Linked DNA regions of Homo sapiens: all the other regions are linked to region 1. Evidence: chromatin contacts called from ENCODE Hi-C or POLR2A ChIA-PET data. All regions are on one chromosome and are shown on one strand. The core of a region is the stretch at or near the end of the contact, and the rest is flanking DNA. Distances in the headings are between cores, read along the strand shown. Region 1 overlaps ARID3A (AT-rich interaction domain 3A). Region 2 holds the start of ATP5F1D (ATP synthase F1 subunit delta). Region 3 holds the start of TPGS1 (tubulin polyglutamylase complex subunit 1).

Region 1 (3,906 bases), core at 236-2,735:
GATGGGACCGCAGTCTCCCACCAGGTGCCTCTTTCCAAATGGACACTCCTGCTGGGCATGACACTTCTGAGGCTTTCTGGGACCGTCCAGGTCCCGTCTGCAGGGAACCCCAGGACGGAGTTAATTGCTGAGTGCCCAGCTCTGGGCAAAGTGCTTGGACCCTGCGGTTACTCCGAGCCCATTTCTCAGCAGGGAAAAATGAGGCTCGCGGAGGCAGGGGCCCGGCGTCCAGGTGGGAGCATGAGGGCGTATTGTGGGTGGGCTGGCCGGTCTGGGGGGCGGGGACCCTGTACAGAACGCCCCGGCCGCGTGGAGTGGCAGGTTCGTCACTGCCTGGGGGAGGAGAACACTGGGTATTTCATTTTTATTTTTTTGTTTTTTTTACTTTTACTTTTTCCTTTTTATTTATTTATTTATGTATTTATTTATGAGACAGAGTCTTGCTTTGTCACCCAGGCTGGAGTGCAGTGGTGCGATCTTGGCTCACTGCAAGCTCCGCCTCCCGGGTTCAAGCGATTCTCCTGCCTTAGCCTCCCGAGTAGCTGGGATTACAAGCGTGCACCACCACGCCCGGCTAATTTTTTGAATCTTTTTTTTTTTTTTTTTTTTTGAGACGGAGTCTCACTGTCTCCCAGGCTAGAGTGCGGTGTCGCGGTCTTGGCTCACTGCAAGCTCCGCCTCCCGGGTTCACGCCATTTTCCTGCCTCAGCCTCCCGAGTAGCTGGGACTACAGGCGCCCGCCACCATGCCCGGCTAATTTTTGTATTTTTAGTAGAGATGGGGTTTCACCATGTTGGCCAGGCTGGTCTCAAGCTCCTGACCTCAAGTGATCCGCCTGCCTCGGCCTCCCAAAGTGCTGGGATTACAGGCGTGAGCCACCGTCCCCGGCTAATGTTTTCTTTCTTTAATCCCAAAGGCTTCAAAACTAAAATTCTGTTTGTTTGTTTGTGTGTGTGTGTGTGTGACAGGGTCTCCCTCTGTTGCCCAGGCTGGAGTGCAGTGATGTCATCTCGGCTCACTGCAGCCTCGAGCTCCTGGGCTCACGTGATCCTCCTGCCTCAGCCCCCTGAGTAGCTGGGATTACAGGTGCGCCACTATGCCTGGCTAATTTTTTTTTTTTTTTTTGTAAAAACAGGGTTTTGTCATATTGCCCAGGCGGGTCTCAAACTCCTGGGCTCGAGCAGTCTGCCCACCTCGGCCTCCCACAGTGCTGGGATCAAAGGTGGGAGCCACTGTGCCCAGCCCACACTGAGATTCTGCATTGAAATGTTTGCTGGGTGCCCCCCATTGCTGGGCACCGTGGGGTGGGGTGTGTCTGTGTGTGGCCTGGGGCACCCCCTGCCGTCAGCCCAGATCTGTGTCTGTGTCTGCATCTGTGAAACGGGTTTCCTGGCAGATAGAGGGGCTGCTTAAGGCCAGTGCCCTCGGCGGAGACTCTATTAGGGACTGCGGGCCCCAGATTTCCACGTCATATCTCGCCGCCATGGGGCTGCCTCCTGCCTCCTCTGCACCAACTTTCTGGAAGTGCCTGTCAGCTGATCCCACCCCGGCCACATCTCAGCACCAGGCCTGTCGCTGCCGTCCTGGACTCGTGGGCCTCAGTTTCCCCAACTGTGAAACGGGCTGGCGGCCGGTCAGCGTCTCCTCCCTGAGCAAGGGACTCCCCCATCCATGTCTCAGCCCCCACCCAGATGCCCCGGGACCGTTTCACAGATGAGAAGACCGAGGTGCCAGGGTGGCGATCGCACGAAGGGCCCGTCACGGGAGAATGAGGAGGGTCTGGCGTCAGCAAGCTCCCCCGGAATCTCGTGATCTGGAAATCCACAGAGAAGCACCTTCACCACGCCAGCTTCCCGGGCCGCGCTTCATTGTCATTTCTGGAGAGTGTTATTAATATCCGCCCCGTGGGTGCGGCGCTGTGTATTTCCAGAGAGGGGACTCGGGGCCCATCAGGGCCGGGGGAGTGGAGCCGGCAGATGTTCGGCCCTGCCCAGAATCACTTCCCCAATTTCCCCACGCCCGGCGGGGCTCTCAGCATCTGCATCCGCCGAGGCCTGGCTGTGCTGACGGGAATTGAAAGGACCTCGTGGCTTAGGCAGGCGGGGGAGCCCCCCGGCTGGTCAGGTGCACGAGGAGCAACCCATGGCCAGGCAGAGCCCAGAGAGGGCGGGGAAGGGCCTGAGGTCACACAGCAGACGCTAGCTAAGTAAGCGCCTGCTGGGTGTGGGTGACCCTGCCCTCCCCCGACCCATCAGTCCAGGTCGGTCGGGGCCGCCTGTCCCCTGGTGTTTCCCTTCACAGCCCACCCGCCCCAGCTGACCTCTTCCTCCTGCTCCCTGAACCGGGAAGTCCGGGCCCTTTTTGGACACTGCATCTCCCCAGCATACAAGATAGTCCAGGACACACAGGAGGTGCTCAATAATGGCTGCAGAGTGCCCTGTCCTGGCAGAAACGCTGTGGACTGACAGCCCCGTGTGGCTGGCCCTGTGGTCCACGCTCAGCTCTGCTGCCTCTGTCAGTCCTGGGAGTTTCCGGGACGGGAAAAACAGCGAGATTCAAAATCCCCCGGCCTCCCGGGGCCGCGGTCCTGCGGGGCCACAGCGCCAGCTTCCGCTTCTTGATGGCTTCGGCCCCACCCCCACCATGGGTAAACTGAGGCCCGGAGAATGGGCAGACTGGGGCGCGAGACTCCAGGTCCTCCAGGTCCTCCTGCCCCCCGTGCCCTCCTCCCGCCTGCAGCCCCAGGCTCTGCTCCGTCTTCATTCCTTCTTCATTCCTGCCTCATCTGTCCAGCTGTTCATTCCTGGCCTCTGGACTCTGTGGGGAGGGGACGAGGGATGAGGCCTGGAGTCTTTTTTTTTTTTTTTTTTTTTTTTTGAGACAAAGTTTCACTCTGTCGCCCAGGCTGGAGTGCAGTGGCACGATCTCAGCTCACTGCAACCTCCGCCTCCCGGATTCAAGTGATTCTCCTGCCTCAGCCTCCCGAGTAGCTGGGACTACAGGCGTGCGCCACCACGCCCGGCTAATTTTTGTATTTTAGTAGAGACAGGGTTTTGCCATGTTGGCCGGGCTGGTCTCAAACTCCTGACCTCAGGTGATCCGCCCGCCTCGGCCTCCCAAAGTACTGGGATTATGGGATTACAGGCATGAGCCACCGCGCGTGGCCATCCTGGAGTCTACAGCAGTGATGTGGCTGCGGGGGTGCACTCTGGCCGCCTCCTTCCCGCCTCTCCGGACTGTGGACAAGTGAAGGGCTTTGCAGGTTGCTGGTACTCTGCAAACCTGGTTACCAGAGAGGTGTGGACCCCTCCCTGCCTCAGTTCCCCAAATGCAGAGCAGGGCCCCAGGGGTGTGGGGAGGCAGTGCTGGGTCCCGCCCTGCCCACCCCTCCCAGCGGCGGCGTGGGTGCCTGTGTGGAGGGGGAGGTGCCAAGGCCCCCAGGGACCCTGCCCACCTGGGGAGCAGCAGCCGCAGGTGCTGAGTCATCTCAGCCTCTGCCCCGGGCCTCCGCCGTGCCAGATAGCAGGATCATCAGGCCTCCGGGAGGGGGTGGGGGGCTGGGGGTGCTGTCAGTGGATGGGAGCTGCCAGGAGTGGGGCTTCAGAGAGGGGCCGGAAAGGGGACACCAGCATTGGAGGAAGGAAAGCTTCTTACGGCCTCTTTCTTTTCCTTCTTCCTCCAACTCCTGGCCTCAAGCCATCCTCCTGCCTCGGCCTCCCAAAGTGCTGGGATTATAGGCAGGAGCCGCCGCCCCTGGCCTTTCCCCTCCCTCCAGTGGATGCCTGCTGGATTCCCGCCACTGTGCCCCACAGACCCTGATTCTGTCTTTTTTTTTTTTTTTTTTGAGATGGAGTCTCGCTCTGTCGCCCAGGCTGGAGTGCAGTGGTGCGATCTGAGCTCACGCAA
Region 2 (4,062 bases), core at 786-3,285, 290 kb after region 1:
GAGACTGAGTCTATTAGGCCTCCCAGTTTCCTGGAGTGGCAGCTGGATATGCGGTCCTGAGAGCCAGGAGGTGCACAGGTCACGACTCGAAAAGTGAACAGGCCTCCTCCTCTGCACCCCCCGAGCCAGGGCCAGGATGACCAGGCTCCAAGTGACCGTCACAGCGCTGGCCCGGTGGGAGGAGCCAGGCCCACGCCTTCATCCTGAGTCGGACCAGCAGGGCCTTCTTCAGGTGCTTGGGTTCCAGGGGACAGTGGCGCCCGCCATTGCACTGGCCTGAACACGGGCAGGGGGCGAGGGTGCAGCCTCCGGATGTAGGGAGCCACGGATCGTGTCGGATTCGCCCACAGCAGGAGGCATTGGATCTCCCTGGCTGCACCCTTGTAAAGCCACAGCCCCAGGGCCTCCCCTGCTCCCTGCACCCCTGGGGTCCAGCCCACCGCGCCAGGCTCAAGGCCCTTTCCAGGGAGCCCGAGCCCCAACCCCCGCCATCCCCGATTCCGCATTTTCCCGGAGCCTAAGGAGCGGGGCTGGGGGCCCGGCCGGGTGCCGCAGACCTGCGTGAGCGCGGGGGCGGGGCGGTGACGTCATAGCCGCGAGCGAGGCTGCGCGGGCCGCTGGCTGACGGCAGCGGAGCCCCGAGCCGCCCGCGCACGCGCTCCTGCGTCAGAGGCGCACGGGGGCGACGGCCAGGCAGGAGGTGGGGGGTCGGCGAGCGCATCTCCGGGCGCGGAGCGCCCTCTGCCGGCGTCGAGGAGCAGCGCGCCGGGGTCCGGGATCCCCAGCGAGCCCTCCCGCGTCGCCCGCGCTGTGCCCCTCGCCGCGGTCGCCGTTTCCTAGAACAGCTGCACCTGCAGCCTTCCACCCTGTCCCGTCCTGCACACTTTCTCGGCTTTTACTGTGATTTATTTTTGGCTTTTGCCACCACCTACCACTACGACCTGTTTGTTTTTAAATTTTATTTATTTTTTTGTTTGAGACAGAGTCTTGCTCAGTCGCCCAGGCTGGAGTGCAGTGGCGCGATCTCGGCTCACTGCAACCTCCCCCCCCCCCCCCCGCCCGGGTTCGAGCTATTCTCCTGCCTCAGCCTCCCGAGTAGCTGGGATTACAGGCGCCCACCACCATGCTCGGCTAATTTTTGTATATTTAGTAGAGACGAGGTTTCGCCATGTTGACCAGGCTGGTTTCAAACTCCTGACCTCAGGTGATCCGCCTGCCTCGCCCTCCAGATCGGATAAAGTGCTGGAATTACAGGCGTGAGCCACCGCGCCCGGCCTGACCTGCTTATTAATGATCTCAAATGTCTGCTAAATAACCCCCGGCCCCAGAGTGGGATTCTCACTCTGTTGCCCAGGCTAGGCAGTGGCGCAATGATAGCTCACTGCAGCCTCAATCTCCTTAGGCCCAAGCGATGCTCCCGCCTCAGCCTCCCCAGTAGCTGGGACCACAGGCGTGCATCACCACGCCCGGCTAATTTTGATTATTTGTAGAGACGGGGTCTCCCTCTGTTGCCCAGACTGGTCTCCATCTCCTGGGGTCAAGTGATTCTCCTGCCTTGGCCTCTCAAGGTGCTGGGATTACAGGTTGGAGCCACCACACCTGGCCCAGAGCCGGAAACTTGATGTTTTCTTGATGTCTATCCAGGGCCCTGCATCCAATGAGCGCCCCAAAAATCTTTTTTTTTTTTTTTGTACAGACGGGTCGGGGGTGGGGGCGATCTACACTATTGCCCAGGCTGGTTTCCAGCTCCTGGCCTCAAGTGATCCTCTGGCCTCAGCCTCCTAAAGCGCTGGTATTACAGTCGTGAGCCACCACGCAGCCGAATCTTGAATTTCACTGAAGTTCGTTTTACTCCACCTCCCAGGACGGTTTCACCGCCCTTATCTGACCACCCCCTGGTTCTGCCGCAGCCCGGGCCGGAACAAAACTGCAACCCCCAGAATACCTCACGACGGGGCACTGCGTCGTCAACGTCGCGTGCGCCCTGCCGGGAGTCGTAGTTCGCGCTTGCGCTCTCGCCGGGACTCCTCCTCCCAGACGTCCCTGCGCGTCGTCCTCCTCGCCCTCCAGGCCGCCCGCGCCGCGCCGGAGTCCGCTGTCCGCCAGCTACCCGCTTCCTGCCGCCCGCCGCTGCCATGCTGCCCGCCGCGCTGCTCCGCCGCCCGGGACTTGGCCGCCTCGTCCGCCACGCCCGTGCCTATGCCGAGGCCGCCGCCGCCCCGGCTGCCGCCTCTGGCCCCAACCAGATGTCCTTCACCTTCGCCTCTCCCACGCAGGTTCGGGCGCTGCGGGTCGGGACCCTCCGTGGCCGCCGCCCCCGGAGTCCAGGGTCCCCACCCCCAGGGCGCGACCCCCGCTTCCGGGCCCCCGGACCCGCGCGCCCCGGAAGCCGAGGCTACTCAGCCCTGGACCCTCGGCCCTGCCTCTGCTGCCCGAGCCCTGCGCTGCCCTCGTCCCGGGCACCTCCCCGAGATAAGCGTCTCCTGGGTGCCCTCCCCGATCTCCCTGGCCAAAGCCTGGGTGTCGCCGGATCGTTGCATTCCCATTTCGCGGATCAGTAGAATGAGGCGCAACTGTTGAGGACCAAAGCTGCAACTTCGGATCCCTGCGCTGGGTTGTCTCAGTGCCTCACATCAGCGCCAGGTCCTGCCCTGACCCATTACTTAGCAGGACAGGCCGAGTGCCCGGTGGGCGCGGGGCCGGCCTGCCCCGCCATCATTCCCCACGCTGTTGTCTGCAGGTGTTCTTCAACGGTGCCAACGTCCGGCAGGTGGACGTGCCCACGCTGACCGGAGCCTTCGGCATCCTGGCGGCCCACGTGCCCACGCTGCAGGTCCTGCGGCCGGGGCTGGTCGTGGTGCATGCAGAGGACGGCACCACCTCCAAATACTTTGGTGAGTCCGGTGGAGGGCTGCAGGGCCAGGCCAGGCTGGGGCTCCACATCCCAGGTCAGTCTCCGTCTCAGTTGAGGCTGCGAGAAAAAATAGTTTTAGGCCGGGCACGGTGGCTCAAGCCTGTAATCCCAGCACTTTGGGAGGCCGAGGCAGGTGGATCACCTGAGGTCAGAAGTTCGGAGACCAGCCTGGCCAACATGATGTAACCCCGTCTCTTCTAAAAATACAGAAAACTGGCCGGGTGCGGTGGCTCCCGCCTGTAATCCCAGCACTTTGGGAGGCCGAGGCGGGGGGATCACGAGGTCAGGAGATCGAGACCATCCTGGCTAACACGGTGAAACCCCGTCTCTACTAAAAATACAAAAAATTAGCCAGGCGTGGTGGCGGGTGCCTGTAGTCCCAGCTAGTCAGGAGGCTGAGGAGATTGTGCCACTGCACTCCAGCCTGGGCAACAAGAGTGAAACTCCATCTCAAATAAGAAAAATACAGTTTTAGCAGGTTTGTCCACTGAGGAGCCTGGGCTGGCCGGTGATGAAAGCGAACCAGAGGGGACCCTGCTCTCAGCCGGTTTATGACTGGCTCTGGACCAACCAATGTAGGATGGTCGAAGCAAGAGATGTAAAACCACCCAGGCCCAGTGGTTCATGCCTGTAATCTCAGCACTTTGGGAGACTGAAGTGGGAGAATCGCTTAAGCCCAGGAGTTTGAGACTAGCCTTGGCAACATAGTGAGACCCTGTCTCTACAAAAAATAAAAAGAAACTGACCAGGCGAGGCTGGGTGCGGTGGCTCACACCTGTAATCCTAGCACTTTGGAAGGCCGGGGTGGGAGGGTCTCTTGAGCCCAGGAGTTTGAGACCAGCCTGGGCAACATAGTGAAATCCCATACTACAAAAAATTAGCTGGTTGTAGTGGTGCACACCTGTAGTCCCAGCTACTCGGGAGGCTGAAGCAAGAGGACCGCTTCAGCCGGGGAAGTCAAGGCTGCAGTGAGCCAAGATCATGCCACTGCACTTCAGCCTGAGCAACAAGAGTGAGACCCTGTGCCAAAAAAACCCCTCAAAAAACCATGTTGGGAGGGCTGATCAGATTAGGGGAGGAAGGTCATTTGTGCAGGAAAAAAAGCAGTTCTAAGCCTCACTGGTTTCCAGTGGTGGCCAGATTTGAAC
Region 3 (3,931 bases), core at 1,130-3,629, 440 kb before region 1:
TCAGAAACTCAAAAGAAGGCCACTGTTTGTCTCACCTACCCATGACCTGAAGCCCCTCCCTGAGTGGTCCCCACCTTTCTGGACGGAACCACGTACTTTTTACATACATTGATTCATGTCTCACGTCTCCCTAAAAATGCGTAAGACCAAGCTGTGCCCTGACCACCCTGGGCCCCTGTCGTCAGGACCTCCTGAGGCTTTGGCAAATAAACCTCCTAAAATGATACAAACGTGTCAGTTTTCTCAGTTGACACCCACTCCGTGGAGAGGAGAGGTCTGAGGGCTCCGGACAGCAGAGGGTTGACTGTGGGTCCTGCCCTGATGGCTCCATCTCCCTCATCCCACAGTCCGGGGCTGGAGAAGAAAGTGTTAGAAATGCTTGTTCCCCGGTGCCGTAAAGAAATAGCACTTGAATATAAATGTCATTTCCTCAGCAAGGCCACTGTTTTACTTTCTGCAGAAAGGGTACACTGGCCAGCAGTTTTGCCACGAGAGTATCCAGAACAAAGGAGACAGGGTCATTTATAACCTGACGCGTCCACCCTACTGCTCTGTCCGGTTTCCATTGGCTGGAACGGGACGGTTTCCATTGGCTGGAACGGGACCTCACATTCTGTATTTATCCCGATCGGCTAGCAGCTTGGAACTTTTAAAAAGAGGCAAAGGCAGAGGAGAACAAAGGAAGGAAGAAGTAGCTTGTGGAATGCTAAGAAAGGTAAAAACACCTTCAAATAAGGAAGAGGAACAGGTTATGACCTAATGCTTGCTTGGACCAGTATAAGCATGCCAGGGCAGATATTTAGCCTACATTGTGGGCACTAAGAACATAAAGTATGTTGATTTCCTTATTACATTATATATATTCAATATAACATTAACAATTAATTAACAAAGAATGTTAGCACAGGTCTTTTGTTTGTTTGTTTTTTGAGACAGAGTCTCGCTCTGTCGCCCAGGCTGGAGTGCAGTGGCGCGATCTCGGCTCACTTGCAAGCTCCGCCTCCCGGGTTCACGCCATTCTCCTGCCTCAGCCTCCCGAGTAGCTGGGACTACAGGCGCCCGCCACCACGCCTGGCTAATTTTTTGTATTTTTAGTAGAGACGGGGTTTCACCGTGTTAGCCGGGATGGTCTCGATCTCCTGACCTCGTGATCCGCCCGCCTCGGCCTCCCAAAGTGCTGGGATGACAGGCGTGAGCCACCGCGCCCGGCCTACCACAGGCCTTTGAATACATTTTGCTTCTAAGAGAAGTTACTATTTATTCCTAATTAGATGGGGAGGAAAGTCTCATTTGAAGAGGAACCTCTACTTCACGTTTTACAAAGGGCATTTGGTCTGCCCGCCAGAGATTCCTGTGCTGGGAGGATGGTGGAACGGTCCCCCGGCAAACAGCTCTCATTGCCCCCTGCCCGGGGCAACGCCCCTGAGGGACGGGGACGGCACCCAGCAAGCTCTGCCCGGGGCGGGGAAACGCGAGGGCTTAGTGGTTTCCTCGGTGAGAAGCTTAACCAGGAGTCCCCGAAAGCAGTGAGGGAAGATCCACAGAGGTCGCCTGGGGAAACACACCCAGAGGCGGCTTATGGAGGAGACTGCTTGTGTTTTGAGGTGGCTGCGGGCTGCGGAGGGTTGGGAGGGCCGGGAGGGCGGCCGGAAGCGAGGTCAGGCGATGAAGGCCTGGAGGTGCCAGCCCGGGGGCCCTGGAGAGCCATGGCAGAGTTTACAGCTCTGGAGGCTGCGGTGTCAGAAAGCTCCCTCTGGCGGTCAGGGGGTAACAGCGCGGGATGCTCGCCCGTGTGGCCGCCAATAGGGGCTCAGCGCAGCTGCAGCGGAGCTGGGGAGGGGGCTTCTCCCACGAGGTGAGCTACGCACTCAGACGTTGACTGAGTTAGGCGGAAGGCCAGGCTGAGCTCGACCCCCAGCACCAAGGCTCAGAGATGAACATGAGAAAAGGGTCTGGGGGCCGGGCGCGGGGCTGGGTCCAGCAGTCCTGGGCAGGTCCAGCCCCGCGCATGCTCCGTCAGGCTTCTCTGCTAACCAGGGAGACTGGTTGCTAGGAGACCATGCTAATGAAGGACTCGCTCACTACCCAAATGGCAAGCAATCCGGCTTTGTGCCAGAAACGAAGCACTTCCGAGGCAGCCATTTTGGAGTCTGGCAAAATTCAGGACCGAGGCCAAAGCCAGGAGAGCCAATCAATATACACAAAGAGGGAGGAGAAGAGAGAGTGCCAATAAGGACACAAGGAAAGTGGTAGCGTACCCTTGTCACTTCCCAAAGTCTCCCAGCGGGATACCGGTGCCCTCTGCCCTTAATCAAGATGGCCGCCTTGGGGGGGCTCTAGCGCACAGTGGAATATGGCGGTGCTTCCGGTCCCGCTGCCCTCAGCGAAGATGGCGGCAGTGGAGAAGCGGCGGCAAGCGGTACCACCGCCGGCCGGTTTCACGGACAGCGGCCGCCAGTCGGTATCCCGGGCGGCGGGGGCGGCCGAGAGCGAGGAGGACTTCCTGCGGCAGGTCGGCGTGACGGAAATGCTACGTGCGGCCCTGCTGAAGGTGCTGGAGGCGCGGCCCGAGGAGCCGATCGCCTTCCTGGCTCACTACTTCGAGAACATGGGCCTGCGCTCGCCTGTAAACGGCGGCGCCGGGGAGCCCCCGGGCCAGCTCCTGCTGCAGCAGCAGCGCCTGGGCCGCGCGCTATGGCACCTTCGCCTGGCCCACCACTCCCAGAGGTGCGCAGTGGGCCGGCTTGGGCGGGTGGGGCAGCGATGGACTTCAACTCCCAGCATGCCGCGCGCGGCTCCCTACCCGCAGCGCCGGCGCAGGGGCCCGGGGCTTGCTGGGAGTTGTAGTGCGCGATGCCTTCTTGGGTGGGATGGATCGGACAAGGTGGGCTGGAGGGTCCGGGCTTCGGTCCGGCGCTAGGCAGCGCGCTGCATGCGGCGCGAGTCCTTCTGGCCGGCTTCGCCTTCTGTGATGCCTTTTTGCAGGTGCTGAGTTTCCCCTTGCAGTTCATGATTTTCAAAATCGTGCAGCTCAAGAGGACTTGGCCCGAGGTCGCAGAGCCAGCCCCCGAGCCAGGTCCTCCTAGTCGCCTCCTTAGCAGCCTCATGTTATCCCCGTCCATTCAGCCAGAACGTGAATATTTACAGAGAGCAGCGCAGTCACCCAGGGCCCCCATCTTAGGGGACAGGCTCCCAGCGGGCAGGTGGGGATTCCTGGAAGAGCCTGGCGATGTGCGGGCGGGTTGCAGGGAAGAGGCCCAGCAGGTGCAAATTTAGACCCCGAGTGTGGGGCACACGGGAGGCGGGAAAGCCACGGAATTTGGCTGAAGCATGCGAGGCTGCAGGTGCCTACGCGCGGTGTCCCCTGGCTGGGGCCAGTTCTGAGCCCAGGGAAGGTGGTTGGGGACTATCTGTTGGCGTTGGGGATGGATGGGCTGATGTCTTTTGTTGGGGGGGGGGTCCCCAGAAGCGGAGCCTGAGGTAGGCATTGTGTGTGCAGGTGATTTTACAAGGGGGTGCGCCCAAGAGAACCCAGGAAGGGGGTGGGAAGAGCAGGCAGGGAAGGATGCCAAGCAAAGGTGCCCTTTCAGCCTCATAACCAGGGCATAAGCGCCCACCATGGCAGCCCTCGCCAGAGTCCCAGAGAAGTTCGGGGGGAGAAGAGAGATGGGGAGTGTCCCCCCTACCACGTTCAGGGTGCACAGGTGTCCAAGATCATACTCAGATAAGGGTGGCAGGGTGTTGGGTACCTGGACAAGGAGCAGACTTGCTCCGGTGGCCCAGTGGCTCTGAAGGCCCCGCCCGATGATTTGCTGGAGCCAGGTGGGAGGGGAGCGGGCAAGGGCAGGCCCAGAGGGTCAGTGGAGCCGTTTACTGCGATGGAAGGCCCCTGGTTTGAAGAAGCTGCCAGAGCCACTTGCGGATTAAGTTG

What was found. Hi-C counts contacts between places; a loop is a spot of excess contacts on that map. ChIA-PET counts read pairs that join two places held with the same protein, here RNA polymerase II (POLR2A). Pooled maps may share reads with other maps.
Region 2: a loop to region 1 is called in a pooled map, with 6 times the contacts of the local background. The contact joins the promoter of ATP5F1D here to the enhancer-like site in region 1. A Hi-C loop is called at or near these places in 1 of 168 maps with a recorded cell type or tissue (sciatic nerve), 1 of 37 single-sample maps with no recorded cell type and 4 of 50 pooled maps. POLR2A ChIA-PET finds 5 or more read pairs at or near these places in 4 of 52 experiments (A673, B cell, activated B cell and 1 more).
Region 3: a map with no recorded cell type shows a loop between it and region 1 (22-fold over the local background). The contact joins the promoter of TPGS1 here to the enhancer-like site in region 1. A Hi-C loop is called at or near these places in 1 of 37 single-sample maps with no recorded cell type and 2 of 50 pooled maps. POLR2A ChIA-PET finds 5 or more read pairs at or near these places in 2 of 52 experiments (H1 and activated CD4-positive, alpha-beta T cell).

Annotation. Positions count from the first base shown.
Region 1 is chr19:945,851-949,756 of GRCh38, forward strand. All of the region lies in intron 3 of ARID3A (AT-rich interaction domain 3A), which reads left to right. Among named protein-coding and RNA genes, the nearest start is that of ARID3A, 22 kb to the left of the region's middle. RefSeq lists enhancers at 1,449-1,948, 1,493-1,552, 1,633-2,032 and a silencer at 3,217-3,596. Within about 2 kb of position 1,486, at least 5 of the 41 ENCODE cell types and tissues checked have a DNase peak (open chromatin) inside an H3K27ac peak, as active enhancers do; they include B cell, where a contact is called at or near this core.
Region 2 is chr19:1,239,716-1,243,777 of GRCh38, forward strand. ATP5F1D (ATP synthase F1 subunit delta) reads left to right here and starts at 2,036. Exons shown (of 4, transcript NM_001687.5): 1 at 2,036-2,276; 2 at 2,741-2,894. The coding sequence starts at 2,136. RefSeq lists enhancers at 241-799, 1,666-1,795, 1,836-1,905 and silencers at 507-866, 2,206-2,315.
Region 3 is chr19:505,118-509,048 of GRCh38, forward strand. It overlaps TPGS1 (tubulin polyglutamylase complex subunit 1), which reads left to right and starts at 2,380. Exons shown (of 2, transcript NM_033513.3): 1 at 2,380-2,727. The coding sequence starts at 2,390. It overlaps MADCAM1-AS1 (MADCAM1 antisense RNA 1), which reads right to left and starts at 2,772. Exons shown (of 3, transcript XR_936221.4): 1 at 2,259-2,772. MADCAM1 (mucosal vascular addressin cell adhesion molecule 1) reads left to right here. Exons shown (of 5, transcript NM_130760.3): 5 at 1-226. RefSeq lists enhancers at 1,456-2,313, 2,186-2,525 and a silencer at 1,526-1,655.